2 separate regions of the Homo sapiens genome follow, and region 1 is linked to region 2. Evidence: chromatin loops called from intact Hi-C (ENCODE). Cell type or tissue: natural killer cell. All regions are shown on one strand. Each heading gives the region's core, and the rest is flanking DNA. Links, peaks and the distances in the headings are about the cores only. Region 1 overlaps RAP1GAP2 (RAP1 GTPase activating protein 2). Region 2 overlaps RAP1GAP2 (RAP1 GTPase activating protein 2).

Evidence for each region. A loop is a pair of places that touch in the nucleus more often than their neighbours do. Peaks named below come from ENCODE experiments on the same cell type or tissue, not always from the same donor. Only the 100,000 strongest peaks of a DNase experiment are listed, where the experiment ranks them.
Region 1: it touches region 2 in a loop (2.7-fold over the local background); 14 of 110 quality-filtered maps call a loop at or near these places.

Annotation. Positions count from the first base shown.
Region 1 is chr17:2,825,405-2,833,359 of GRCh38, reverse strand. The region is part of intron 2 of RAP1GAP2 (RAP1 GTPase activating protein 2); the gene reads right to left. Among named protein-coding and RNA genes, the nearest start is that of RAP1GAP2, 33 kb to the right of the region's middle. RefSeq lists an enhancer at 243-743. In natural killer cell, for the core only: a CTCF peak has its summit at 4,764 (motif pointing left); a DNase peak (open chromatin) is centred at 4,719.
Region 2 is chr17:2,944,073-2,949,036 of GRCh38, reverse strand. The region is part of intron 3 of RAP1GAP2 (RAP1 GTPase activating protein 2); the gene reads right to left. Among named protein-coding and RNA genes, the nearest start is that of RAP1GAP2-AS1, 19 kb to the left of the region's middle. RefSeq lists enhancers at 413-933, 934-1,454, 1,455-1,975. In natural killer cell, for the core only: no CTCF peak of the experiment used is centred there; DNase peaks (open chromatin) are centred at 3,536 and 4,836.

The DNA.
Region 1 (7,955 bases), core at 3,233-5,732, 120 kb after region 2:
TTCAAGACCAGCCTGGCCAACATGGTGAAACCTCATCTCTACTAAATACAAAAATCAGGCATGGTGGTGTGTGCCTGTAATCCCAGCTACCCGGGAGGCTGAGGCAGGAGAATCGCTTGAACCCAGGAGGCAGAGGTTGCAGTGAACCGAGATTGCACCACTGCACTCCAGCCTGGGAGACAGAGCAAGACTCCATCTAAAAAAAAAAAAAAAATTATCAAGAACAACCATTTACAGGAGAAACAGATAAGCAGGGTGTGGTATATTTGTAAGCTGGACCCTAAACTGTGATTAGAAGGAATGAGCTAACTGTGTATGTATGGACATTGATGGTTACTTAAGGTACATGTAAAAATACTGGTTTGTTTTTGTTTTCGTTTTTTTGAGACAGTCTTGCTCTGTGACCCGGGCTGGAGTGCAGTGGTGCGATCTCGCTCATTGCAACCTCTGCCTCCCAAGTTCCAGCAAGTCTCCTGCCTCAGCCCCCCACCGAGTAGCTGGGACTACACGCAAGTGCCACCACGCCCAGCTACTTTTTGTATTTTTAGTAGAGATGGGGTTTCACCATGTTGGCCAGGCTGGACTCGAATTCCTGACCTCGAGCCATCGCCCGCCTCGGCCTCCCAAAGTGCTGGGATTACAGGAGTGAGTCAATGCACCTGGCCAGCCACTGCACCCAGCCCTGTTTAAATATCTAGAAAAGTATGTACCAAACTCTGAACAGTGGCTACTCTGGGGAGGAGAGAAAGGGAATGTCACTGCTGGCCATAGGAGACTTTATCTTTTTTTTTTTTTTTTTTTTGAGATGGAGTCTCGCTCTGTCGCCCAGGCTGGAGTGCAGTGGCGCGATCTCGGCTCACTGCAACCTCCACCTCCTGGGTTCACGCCATTCTCCTGCCTCAGCCTCCCGAGTAGCTGGGACTACAGGTGCCCGCCACAACACCTGGGTAATTTTTTGTATTTTTAGTAGAGATGGGGTTTCACCGTTTTAGCCAGGATGATCTCGATCTCCTGACCTCGTGATCCACCCACCTTGGCCTCCCAAAGTGCTGGGATTACAGGCATGAGCCACCGCGCCCGGCCGAGACTTTATCTTTAATGTTCTGATTGTTTTAAGGAAAATGATTTGGGTTTTTTTGTTTTCTTTTTTTTTTTGGAGACAGAGTCTCACTCTGTCACCCAGACTGGAATGCAATGGCGTGATCTCAGCTCATTGCAAACTCCACCTCCCAGGTTCAAGTGATTCTCCTGCCTCAGCCTCCCGAGTAGCTGGGATTACAGGCACCCACCACCAAGCCCATCTAATTTTTGTATTTTTAGTAGAGACAGGGTTTCGCCATATTGGGCAGGCTGGTCTCGAACTCCTAACCTCGTGATCCGCCCGCCTCAGCCTCCCAAAGTGCTGGGATTAAAAGCGTGAGCCACCACGCCCAGCCTGTTTTTTGTGTTGTTGTTGTTGTTTTTTGAGACAGGGTCTCACTCTGTCACCCAGCCTGGATTGCAATGGCATGATCACAGCTCATGGCAGCCTCAAACTCCTGGGCTCAAGGGATCCTCCAACCTCAGCCTCCCCAGTACCTGGGATTACAGGTGTGCACCACCACATCTAATTTTTTTTATTTTTAGTAGAGATGAGGTTTTGTCATGCTGCCCCCCCACCAGGCTGGTCTCAAACTCCTGGGCTCAAGCAATCCACACACGTTGGCCTCCTACGGTCCTGGGATTACAGGCATGAGCCACCATGCACAGCCAAAAATGTATTCTTATATTACTTACGTTATACAAAATTAAATTTCTGAAAGGAATCATCAGTCTCTAAAATTAAATCCACACCGTTAAATACTACACAGTTATTTTTAAAAGGAATGGGGCAGAGGCAGCAGCAGCTCTCAGTGGTCAGACAGGAATTCTCCAGAGAAAAAGGCAAGATGTAAAACAGTGTTTTGTAGGATATTACCTTTTATTTAAGAAAAAGAAATAGGAGGCTGGGCATGGTGGCTCACACCTGTAATCCCAGCATTTTGGGAGGCTGGAGCAGGCAGATCACCTGAGGTCAGGAGTTCAAGACCAGCCTGGCCAATGTAGTGAAATCCCATCTCTACTAAAAATACAAAAAGTAGCTGGGCGTGGTGGCAGGTGCCTGTAGTCCCAACTACTCGGGAGGCTAAGGCAGGAGAATCCTTGAACCCGGGAGGCAGAGGTTGCAGTGAGCCGAGATCACACCACTGCACTCCAGCCTGGCAACAGAGCAAGACTCCATCTCAAAAAAAGAAAGAAAGAAAAAGAAAGAGGGAAGGGGAGAGGAAGGAAGGGCAGGGGAGGGAGGGGAAGGAAAGGGAGGGGAGAGGAGGGGAGGGGAGGGAAGTGGAGGGAAGGGTAGGGGAAGGGAGGGAAGGGGAGGGGAGGGGAAGGGAGGGAAGGGGAGTGGAGGTAAGAAAAGGATATGCTCATCTTACATGTGAATAAAGAAGCACTGGAAAGAACCTCAAAGTGAATTTTAGAATGTAGGGACAGGGCGGATTGGAGTACAAGCAAATCTTTCTACCACATATATTTTTATATCATTTTGGTTTTAGAACCAACCATGTAAATACATTTACTGTTCAAAATCTTTTTTTTAGTTTTTGTTTTGTTTTGTTTTGTTTTGAGACAGAGTCTCATTCTGTCGCCCAGGCTGGAGTGCAGTGGTGTGATCTCGGCTCACTGCAACTTCCGCCTCCCAGGTTCAAGCGATTCTCCTGCCTCAGCTTCCTGAGTAGCTGGGACTACAGGCGCCCGCCACCACGCCCAGCTAATTTTTGTATTTTTAGTAGAGACGGGGTTTCACCATGTTAGCCAGGATGGTCTCGATCTCTTGACATCGTGATCTGCCCGCCTCGGCCTCCCAAAGTGCTGGGATTACAGGCGTGAGCCACCACACCCGGCCATCTTTTTTAATTTTTTGAGACGGAGTTTTCCTCTGTCGCCCAGACTGGAGTGCAATGGCACGATCTCCTCGGCTCACTGCAACCTCCGCCTCATGGGTTCAAGCTATTCTCCTCCCTCAGCCTCCCGAGTAGCTCGAATTACAGGCATGCACCACCACACCCAGCTAATTTTTTTGTGTTTTTAGTACAGACAGGGTTTCACCATGTTGGCCAGGCTGGTCTTGAACTCCTGACCTCAAGTGATCCGCCCACCTCGGCCTCCCAAAGTGCTGGGATTACAGGGTCCTGTTGTAAGGTGCTAGACTTCCCACCCAGTGGGAGGCTTTAAGAGAGTAAACTCTTACTTACATTCAACAATAATGTATTGTACACTTAAAAGTCTGTTAAGAGGGTAGAGTTCATGTTATGTGTTCTCACCACAACAAAATAAAATACTGTAAACTTTAACTTTAGAGGAAAAAGTAAAGTAAAATAAAGAGACTGCCAGGTACGGTGGCTCACAACTGTAATCCCAGCCTCTCGAGAGACTGAGGCAGAAGGATCTCTTGAAGCCAGGAATTCAAGACTAGCCTGGGCAACATAGCAAAATCTCATCTCAAAAAAAAAAAAAAAAAATTTAAGAGAGAGAGACCAGGCTCTTAACCACCATGGTACTCACAGACCAAAGCCAAGGACCCCTCAACCTGCAGCCCTAACTCTGACATCCGACAGCCAGGAGGCCACCACCAGGCTCTGGCCAGCTTAGTCTCCCCTGAGAAATAATTCACAGAGCACGGAGTATAGGGCAGAAGCGTACTTCTGTTGACAAAAATGACTCTTTCATAACAAGCCCTTCGGTGAGCTCTTGTGCAGCTGTTCTGTGCCATCTGCTTTGCCATCCAGTTCTCCCTTCTCACATGAAGACAGGGCTGCCTGCTAGAGGGGCTGGAGGTGAGCAGGGCATGGCACTGGGAGGTGGGTCCATGGGCTCCAGGAGAGAAGGGTCGCTGGGACCATTTTCTACCGACGGGGTCACGACCCCAGCCCCAGCCCTTTATGGAGATCTGAAGCCACGGGAAGGAAGGGTAGGCAATGGGATGAGAAACAGCACCTTCCTGATCCTAAGTCACCACCCGCTCCATCTGAGCTACATCAGGAAAGCAAGTAATTGGCCGGGCATGGTAGCTCAGGCCTGTAATCCCAGTACTTTTTAAGGCTGAGGCGGGTGGATCACCTGAGGTCAGGAGTTTGAGACTAGCCTGGCCAACATGGCGAAACCCCGTCTCTACTAAAAATACAAAAAATTAGCCGGGCGTGGTGGCGGGTGCCTGTAATCCCAGCTACTCAGAAGGCTGAGGCAGGAGAATCGCTTGAACCTGGGAGGCAGAGGTTGCAGTGAGCCCAGATCGTGCCACTGCACTCCAGCCTGGGCGACAGAGCGAGGTTTCCCAAAAAAAAAAAAAAAAAAAGCAAGTAATTAATCTTTGAGACAGGAACCTGCCCCCCCAGGGAGCAATGAGAGAGGGAGGAGAAGAGACCAAGGGAGCAAAAAGAAAAGCAAAAGGAGAGAGCAAAGACACAGATACCCAGAAACCGGGAGGGAAGTCACCTCTGGAGAGGGAGCAAGCAAAGAAACACTGAAAGCAAGACCCGTTGGGGAAGGAGAACAGCCAGGAAACCATTACAACTGCTCTTCTGCCCCCGGCCAGGGCTTATCTCCCCAGAGGGTGGAGGTAGAGCCTGTGATGAGCCCACAGCCAGAATCACAAACCTGAGGTCAAAGAACCCGCGGCCCCACCTGCTCTCCCAGCCATGCCCGGGCAGTCCTGGGCCAACAGTGCCACCTGCTGGCGGACGGGGAAACTGTGTTCCCATCCACCCGCTCTTCCCGCCGGCTCTTCAGGGGCCTCCTTCCTCATCTTCACACCTGCCAAGCCTGTTCCCACCACCTGGAATGCTCTTCCCCAGACAGCTTCACACTGGCTCCTTTTCTTCCTTCGGGTCTCCTTCAAATGCCACTTCTTTTTTTTTTTCAACTTTCACTGAATTTAGGGTAAGTCACTGGGCATTGCTAGGAAATCGCAGTATTATTTTTGTTTGTTTGTTGTTGTTTTTGAGATGGAGTCTCACTGTCGCCCAGGTTGGAGTGCAATGGCGCGATCTCGGCTCACTGCAACCTCCGCCTCCCAGGTTCAAGCGATTCTCCTGACTCAGCCTCCCGAGTAGCTGGGATTACAGGCGTGCACCACCACACCCTGCTAATTTTTGTATTTTTAGTAGAGATAGGGTTTCCCCATGTTAGCCAGGCTGGTCTCGAACTCCTGACCTCAAGTGATCCGCCAGCCTTGGCCTCCCAAAGTGTTGGGATGACAGGCGTGAGCCACCGCACCCGGCCCAGGATAAGTTAAATTCTAAGACCCAAACTAGTTTTGGTCAAGTGCTCGGCTCATCTCATGCTTGCAGGCCCAGGGACGGCCTCTTGTGGCTCCCCCACAGGGAAGGGCTGGCCGGAGCAGTAGCTGGCCTCCAGCCTGAGAGCCTCTGCCACGCTCCCCCTGGGCCCCCACCGTCACTGGCGTGCCTGCTGCAACCGATCGTGTATGAACCCTCCCCCTTGTTTTTCAAGGGGATTTTTTTTTTTTCTAATAGGAAGCTGATAAAAAGCAACCAAAGAGATGCTGACCAGATGGGATGAATGAGATCCCAGTTCCCAGTCAGAGCTCAAACTGGCTGGTGCCGGGTGGGCTGGGAGAAGAGCTTGGGGATTACAGGCAGGTACCACCACGCCCGGCTAATTTTTGTATTTTTAGTAGAGAGGGGGTTTCACCATGTTATCCAGGCTGGTCTTGAACCCCTGACCTCAGGTGATCCACCCGCCTTGGCCTCCCAAAGTGCTGGGATTACAGGCATGAGCCACCGCGCCAGGCCTCAAATGTCCCTTCTATGGAGAGGCTCTTCCTGACCACCCACCCAGGGTAGCCCCTTCCCCCAGCCCCGAGCCCCACCCTCATCGCCTCACTGTTCTATTTCCTTCGCAGGACTGGGCACTGTCTGAAACCATCTGCGTTCTTCATTCTGTTCTCATCTGCCTCCCTGACTAGAAAGTGCCACAAAACCCAACAGGGTCTGAATTGTCCACTTTTGTAGGACTCACACTCAGAACACGCTTTGGGAATGAGAGCTGTTGGATGTGCGAGTGGGTATCCACTCAGCTGAGCTCTCCTGAGCTAAAGAGCCCAACCACACACACCCCTGGGACGATCCACAAGCTCCTCAAACGCACCACACTCAAGGCCGAAGGCATCATCTTCTCTGCTACTAGGCTTCCCTCCTGCCTCACCCACGTGACTACTTTGCAAATCCCCCAAATGTGAAACCCCCATTTCCATGGGACTTTCTCTTTCTTTCTTTCTCTCTCTCTTTCTTTCTTTCTCTCCTCTCTCTCTCTCGAAACGGAGTCTCGCTGTGACACCAGGCTGAAGTGCAGTGGTGTCATCTCGGCTCACTGCAACCTCCCATTCCCAGGTTCAAGCGATTCTCTTGTCTCAGCCTCCCAAGTAGCTGGGACTACAGGCGTACGCCACCACGCCCAGCTAATTTTTATATTTTTAGTAGAGACGGGGTTTCGCCATGTTGGCCAGGATGGTCTCGATCTCTTGACCTCGTGATCCGCCCGCCTCAGCCTCCCAAAGTGTTGGGATTACAGGCGTGAGCCACCGCGCCCGGCCGGAAATCCTCCTTTCATGCTGCACGTGGGCTAGATGCCTGGGCTCAGGATTCACCTTCTTAGGACCCTAGCCTGGCCCTCCCCTCCAACCCCAGCCAAGAGGACATTCAGGCCCCACCCCTCCTCAGGAGCACAGCAAGCATCTCCTCCCTTCCGCAATCCATCCCCAAAGCTCCCAAGGCCGCCTTCCCAAGTCACCAAGGAGACAGGCGGTTCCCCCATCCCGCTCTTCCAGGGCACCCGTCATCTCGCCGGCAACACACTCAGAGCCTCCCCGAGCGGATCCCCACCCTCGCCTCTGGCTGTTTCCTGCCATGTCCCTCCATCCATTTCGAGAGCCTGGCTCACCGCTTCTCAAACAGCTCTACACACTTCCCCACCCACCCGCAGCCTTTGCCCTTACTGTTTCCTCAGTGTGAAATGCCCCCTGCAGGCCAGGCATGGTGGCTCACGCCTGTAATCCCAGCACTTGGGGAGGCCGAGGCGGGGAGATCACGAGGTTAGGAGATTGAGACCATCCTGGCTAACACGGTGAAACCCTGTGTCTACTAAAAATACAAAAAAAAAAAAAAAAAAAAATTTGCTGGGCGTGGTGGTGGGTGCCTGTAATCCCAGCTACTCGGGAAGCTGAGGCAGCAGAATCGCTTGAACCTGGGAGGAGGAAGTTGCAGTGAGCCGAGATGGCACCACTGCACTCCAGCCGGGGCGACAGAGCAAGACTCCGTCTCAAAAAAAAAAAAAAACAGAAAGAAAGAAAGAAAAAAGAAAAAAAATGCCCCCTGCAACCTTCTCTTCCTAGGGATTCCTTTTCAACCTTCCAGCGCCGCCTCCTTCAAGAAGCCTTCCCTCATTCCACCAGGAAGAATATCTCTATTGGCACTGCCTCATGCTTTGCAGATGACTGTTAAATGTCTGTTTCCTCCAGAGACTGTGAGTTCCTTGGATGCGGGCACCAGACCCTCTTCACACCTAAACGCTCTGTCTTCAGTAACAGCTGCAGTCACGAGCACTAACTCTGCGCCAAGCACCATGCTAAGTGCTTTTCCTATGTTAGCTCATTTCATCCTCAAACATCCCTGTGAGACAGGGACGCTCCTTATCTTCACTTTCCGGATGGGAAAACAAGCTCAGAGAGGTTCAGACGGTTGCCCAAGGTAACCCCAGCAGTGAGTGGCAGAGCCAGGATTCAACAAAGGGATCCCCGGCTCCTAAAACAGAGGCGGCTGGCTACAAATAGGAGCTCGATGAATATTCATCAGATAAACAAACAGCTTCATTTCTCCTGCCTCTGGCCTCGGTGCTGTCAACAGCTCAGTCAAAGC
Region 2 (4,964 bases), core at 2,372-4,871:
TGGGGAGGAGGATGCTGGAGGAGGTCCCAGGTAGCAGGGGCAGACGTGAACAAGAACCACAAGGAGTAATTTAGGCTTGGGAAATCTTGAGGGATCTTTCCCAATGCCCCTACTTGCCGGTTCGGGTGCCAGCCCACTGCCCAGGCGGCAAAGCAGAAGAAGCGACGGGAAAAGATGGCACTCGTGTGAGTCCAGGACCCCCTCTCTCCATCTCACCACCCTGTGCCCTCCCTGCCTCCCCCTGGTCCACAGCAGCTCTACACACAGGCACAGCTTCTCCTGCAGACAGGCAGCCACCTGTTCCTTCCCTCTTGTTGCACCCGAGTCCAGGACCCCTTCTCTCCATCTCATCACCACCCTGTGCCCTCCCTGCCTCCCCCTGGTCCACAGCAGCTCTACACATGGACACGGCTTCTCCTGCAGACAGGCAGCCACCTCTTCCTTCCCTCTTGTTGCACCCGAGTCCAGGACCCCTTCTCTCCATCTCATCACCACCCTGTGCCCTCCCTGCCTCCCCCTGGTCCACAGCAGCTCTACACACAGGCACAGCTTCTCCTGCAGACAGGCATCCACCTGTTCCTTCCCTCTTGCCGCACCCCAGCTCATGAGACCCTCGCCCCTGCAACACTCTTGCCTCTCTCCTCTCTGACCCTCGCTGGAGAAGTGACTCTCACTGGCCCCACCTGCAGCATGCTGGGTCCTTGCTGAGCTACCTGCCCTGGCCCTGGGCTCCTCTCCTCTGCTTCTGGAGGTGGGGGTGTGTTTATGTGTCAGCAGCCTCGCTAAAATCCCTGCTCCTGGGAGGCACCACACACTCATGTTCACAGAACCACGCTGTCTGAGTGCTTGCGCCTTTGCATGGGGCTGAAAACATGACCGCTAACTCACAGAGCTGTGGCAGGACCACACGGGCCAGCGTGTACAGAGCCTGGCACACAGGTCGCTCAATGAGTCCTTGCAATCGCCTCGTTATTCCCGCCCACCCCAATCCAGGACACACGGAGGGGACAAGGCTACATCAACAGCAAACTAAAAACATTACCAGAAGACAAGGATGGAGGAGCAGGTGTTTTGCACCTACGTGGGTCCCAGGAAAATCGGGGGGAGATGCGGGCCAGAAAGTGCTGGGGGGAGAAGCAAACAGGTCAGAGTGAGTTTCTCATCCGGATGAAGAGGGAAGACATGACCAAGGAAAAGGATTTCTGGAGAGTTCTCTAAACCCGTTTCTGGAAAGCTGGGGAAACAGGGCACGCCCTGGGAGCGGGATGGGATGTGTCCCATGTCGTCTGACCACCGAGCACGCCACACTGCCCGACTCCGCTACCGGTCCAGAAGTCCCCATCCACAGGGCAAGCAGGATGAGAACCAGCCGGCCACCAGGCTGGCTGCAGAACAGAAGGTCCTCGAGGGCAGAGCTCTTCGTTTGCTGTGATCCTTGCCATATCCCTGTGCTATTAATAGAACTGCCTAGCACACAGTAGATGCTCAATAAACATTTGCCAGATGAATGACTAAATATTCTGCTAAGCAAGATGCAACGAAGCAAGCGGTGAGGGCTGAGTCTTGGCCTGGGAGTGGCCAGGGCGGGCTTGTTGGGATGGCTAGAGTCAGGGCTGGACGGGCCAGTGTTACTGCTATTAACAGCTGTCTGTGCTCTGACCACAGACTGCACCCCTCACCCTGGATGGCCAACCCTATGCCCAGTGGGTGCTCCCAATAATGAACCGTCCTCCAGAATCAGGTCCTGTTCCAACCAAGTCTCCCCCCACCACCCCCGCCAAGCCACCTGCTTGCTCCTCTTTCCCTTCTCTGGTCTCCTTTTTCCACCAACTCCTGATGCTCACGGCTCCTTTGCTGCTGGAGCGTTTCAGAGGTGCCATTTCACTATGTCACTGGGGCCAGGAGCCTGCAATGGCTCTCTGTTAAGTGTGGCAGTGCTAATGCCACAGAACCACCTGGGGGCTAGTTAAAACACAGTTTCCGGCCGGGCACGGTGGCTCACGCCTGTAATCCCAACACTTTGGGAGGCCAAGGCGGGCGGATCACCTGGGGTCAGGCGTTCAAGACCAGCCTGACCAACATGGAGAAACCCTGTTTCTACTAAAAATACAAAAATGAACCAGGTGTGGTGGCGGGCGCCTATAATCCCAGCTACTTGGGAGGCTGAGGCAGGAGATTCACTTGAACCCGGGGGGTGGAGGTTGCAGTGAGCCGAGATCACGCCACTGCACGCCAGCCTGGGCGAAGGAGCAAAACTCTGTCTCAAAAATAAAAAAAGTTTCCTAGGCCCCACCCCTAGAGCTTCTGATTCTTGGCCAGAGAATGTGCGTTTCTAAGAAGTTCCCAAGTGAGAACCACTGACCTATGGGGTTCATCATGTTGAATGCTGCTGCTGTGTGGGAGGGACCATCTCTCAGCAGAGATACCAGAGCAGAGATGTGGCAAGGTGGGGAAGGGTGGGAAGATGGTTGGGTTTTTATAGGACATCTTAAATTAGGCAGACTCATATTTAAATTCTAAGACAGGACTAGAAGATGCCAATGACTTCAGGCACGAGGCAAGCAACCTAAACGAGTGATGGGAGAAGTAAAGAGATGGAATCCGTAGTAATTAAAAACCTCCCAACAAAGAACAGTCCAGGGCCAGATGGCTTCATAGTGAAGCCGACCAAACACTTACAGAAGAATTCACACCAGTCCTTCTCACACTCTTCCAAAAATAGAAGAGGAGGAAACACTTCCTAACTCATCCTATGAGGCCAGCGTTATCAAAGTGACACAAAGGAACCACAGAAAACTACAGGCCAGTATCTTTATGGATAGAGTCAGACATCCTCAACGAAGTACCAATAAACCAAATCCAACAGCGTACTGTTATATTCCATGACCAAGTGGAATTTATCCTAGGAATGCAAACTCAGTTCAACACAAGAAAATCAATGTAATAGGCCGGGCACGGTGGCTCACACCTGTAATCCCAGCACTTTGGGAGGCTGAGGCAGGAGGATCACCTGAGGTCAGGAGTTCAAGACCAGCCTGGCCGACATGGTGAAAGCCCGTCTCTACTAAAATATACACAAATTACCCAGGCGTGGTGGCACGTGCCTATAATCCCAGCTACTCGGGAGGGTGAGGCATGAGAATCGCTTGCACCCAGGGGAAAGAGGTTGCAGTGAGCCCAGATTGTGCCACTGTACTCCAGCCTGGGCGAAAGAGCAAAACTCGTCTCAAAAAAAATAATAATAAAATAAAGAAAAAAAAAGAAAATCAATGTATCACATTAACAGGATGAAGAAGAAAAAATACATGATTATCTCAATTGATACAGAAAGAGCACGACAAAAGCTAATATCCTTTCATGATATAAACTCTCAGAAAACTAAGAATAAAAGGGAACTTCCTTGACATAAAAGGCATTAAAAAAAAAAAGACATAGCTAACATCATACTCAGTGATGAAAAACTAAAAGCTTTCCCCTTAAGATGAAGTAGCAACAAAACAAGGAAACTCACTTTCACCACTACCATTGGGTGTACTAAAAGTTCTAGCCAGAACAAAGAAATAAAAGGTATCTACCACGGAAAGGAAACAGTAAAACTATCTCTATTGTCAGATGAGACGTTCCAACACAAAAAAACCTCACAGATTTCACACATGCACAAAATCTACTAGAGCTGATAAAGGAAGTCTGCAAAATTGCAGAGTACAAAAATCAGTTGTGTTTCTATACACCAGCAATGAACAATCGGAGAGACACAATCAGAAAAGACAAACAATAAAAATAATAAAAATAATAAATTAAAATAAACAATCAATAAACAATCAGAAAATTAAGAAAACAATTCCATTTTAAAATAGCATTAGGCTGGGCACGGTGGCTCACGCCTATAATCCCAGCATTTTGGGAGGCCGAGGCGGGTGGATCACGAAGTCAGGAGATCGAGGCCATCCTGGCTAACACAGTGAAACCTCGTCTCTACTAAAAATACAAAAAAAATCAGCCGGGCGTGGTGGCGGGCGCCTGTAATCCCAGCTACTGAGGCAGGAGAATGACGTGAACCCGGGAGACAGAGCTTGCAGTGAGCCGAGATAGTGCCACTGCACTCCAGCCTGGGTGGCAGAGCAAGACTCCGTCTCAAAAAATAAAAAATAAAATAGCATTAAAAAGAATAAAATACCTAGGAACAAATTTAACCGAGTGGCTGGCACACTAAGCACTACAAAACATTGCCCAATGACATTAAAGAAGACATAAATAAATGGAACGACATTCCATGTTCATGGATTGGAGATTTAATACTGTTAAGGTGGCAGTACCATTCAAAGTGATCTACCTATCTAACGCGATCTCTATCAGAATCCTAGCTGGATGTTTTGAAGAAACTGAAAAGCTCCTCCTAAATTTGATAGGGAAATTCCATCCAGAATACTCAAAACCTTCTTAAAGAGGAAGGTCAAAGGTGGAGAACTCATATTTCCCAATCAATACTTACTATAAAGCTACAGTGATCAAAACCGTGTGGTCCTGGCAATAACAGGCATATGAACCGACAGAGTAGAATTAAGAGTCCAGAGATAAACCCACACATCTATGGCCAACTGTGTTTTGACAGGATTGCCAAGACCAATCCTAGGGAAAGAATAGTCTTTTCAACAAATGGCGCTGCAAAAAAGCTGGATATCCACGTGCAAAGAATGAAGTTGGTAGTTCTCTTTTTAATGTTTTTAATTTTTTGAGCAATCTCCGTGCTGTTTCCCATAGCGGCTGCACCAATTTACATTTCTACCAACAGTGTTACAAGAGTTCCAATTTCTCCACATCCTCACCAATGCTTGTTATCTTTTGTGGTTTGGTTTTTTTTTTTTTTTTTTTTTTGGTTTTGCTGTTTTGAGACGGAGTCTCGCTCTGTCGCCAGGCTAGAGTGCAATGGCGCAATCTCGGCTCATAGCAACCTCTGACTCCTG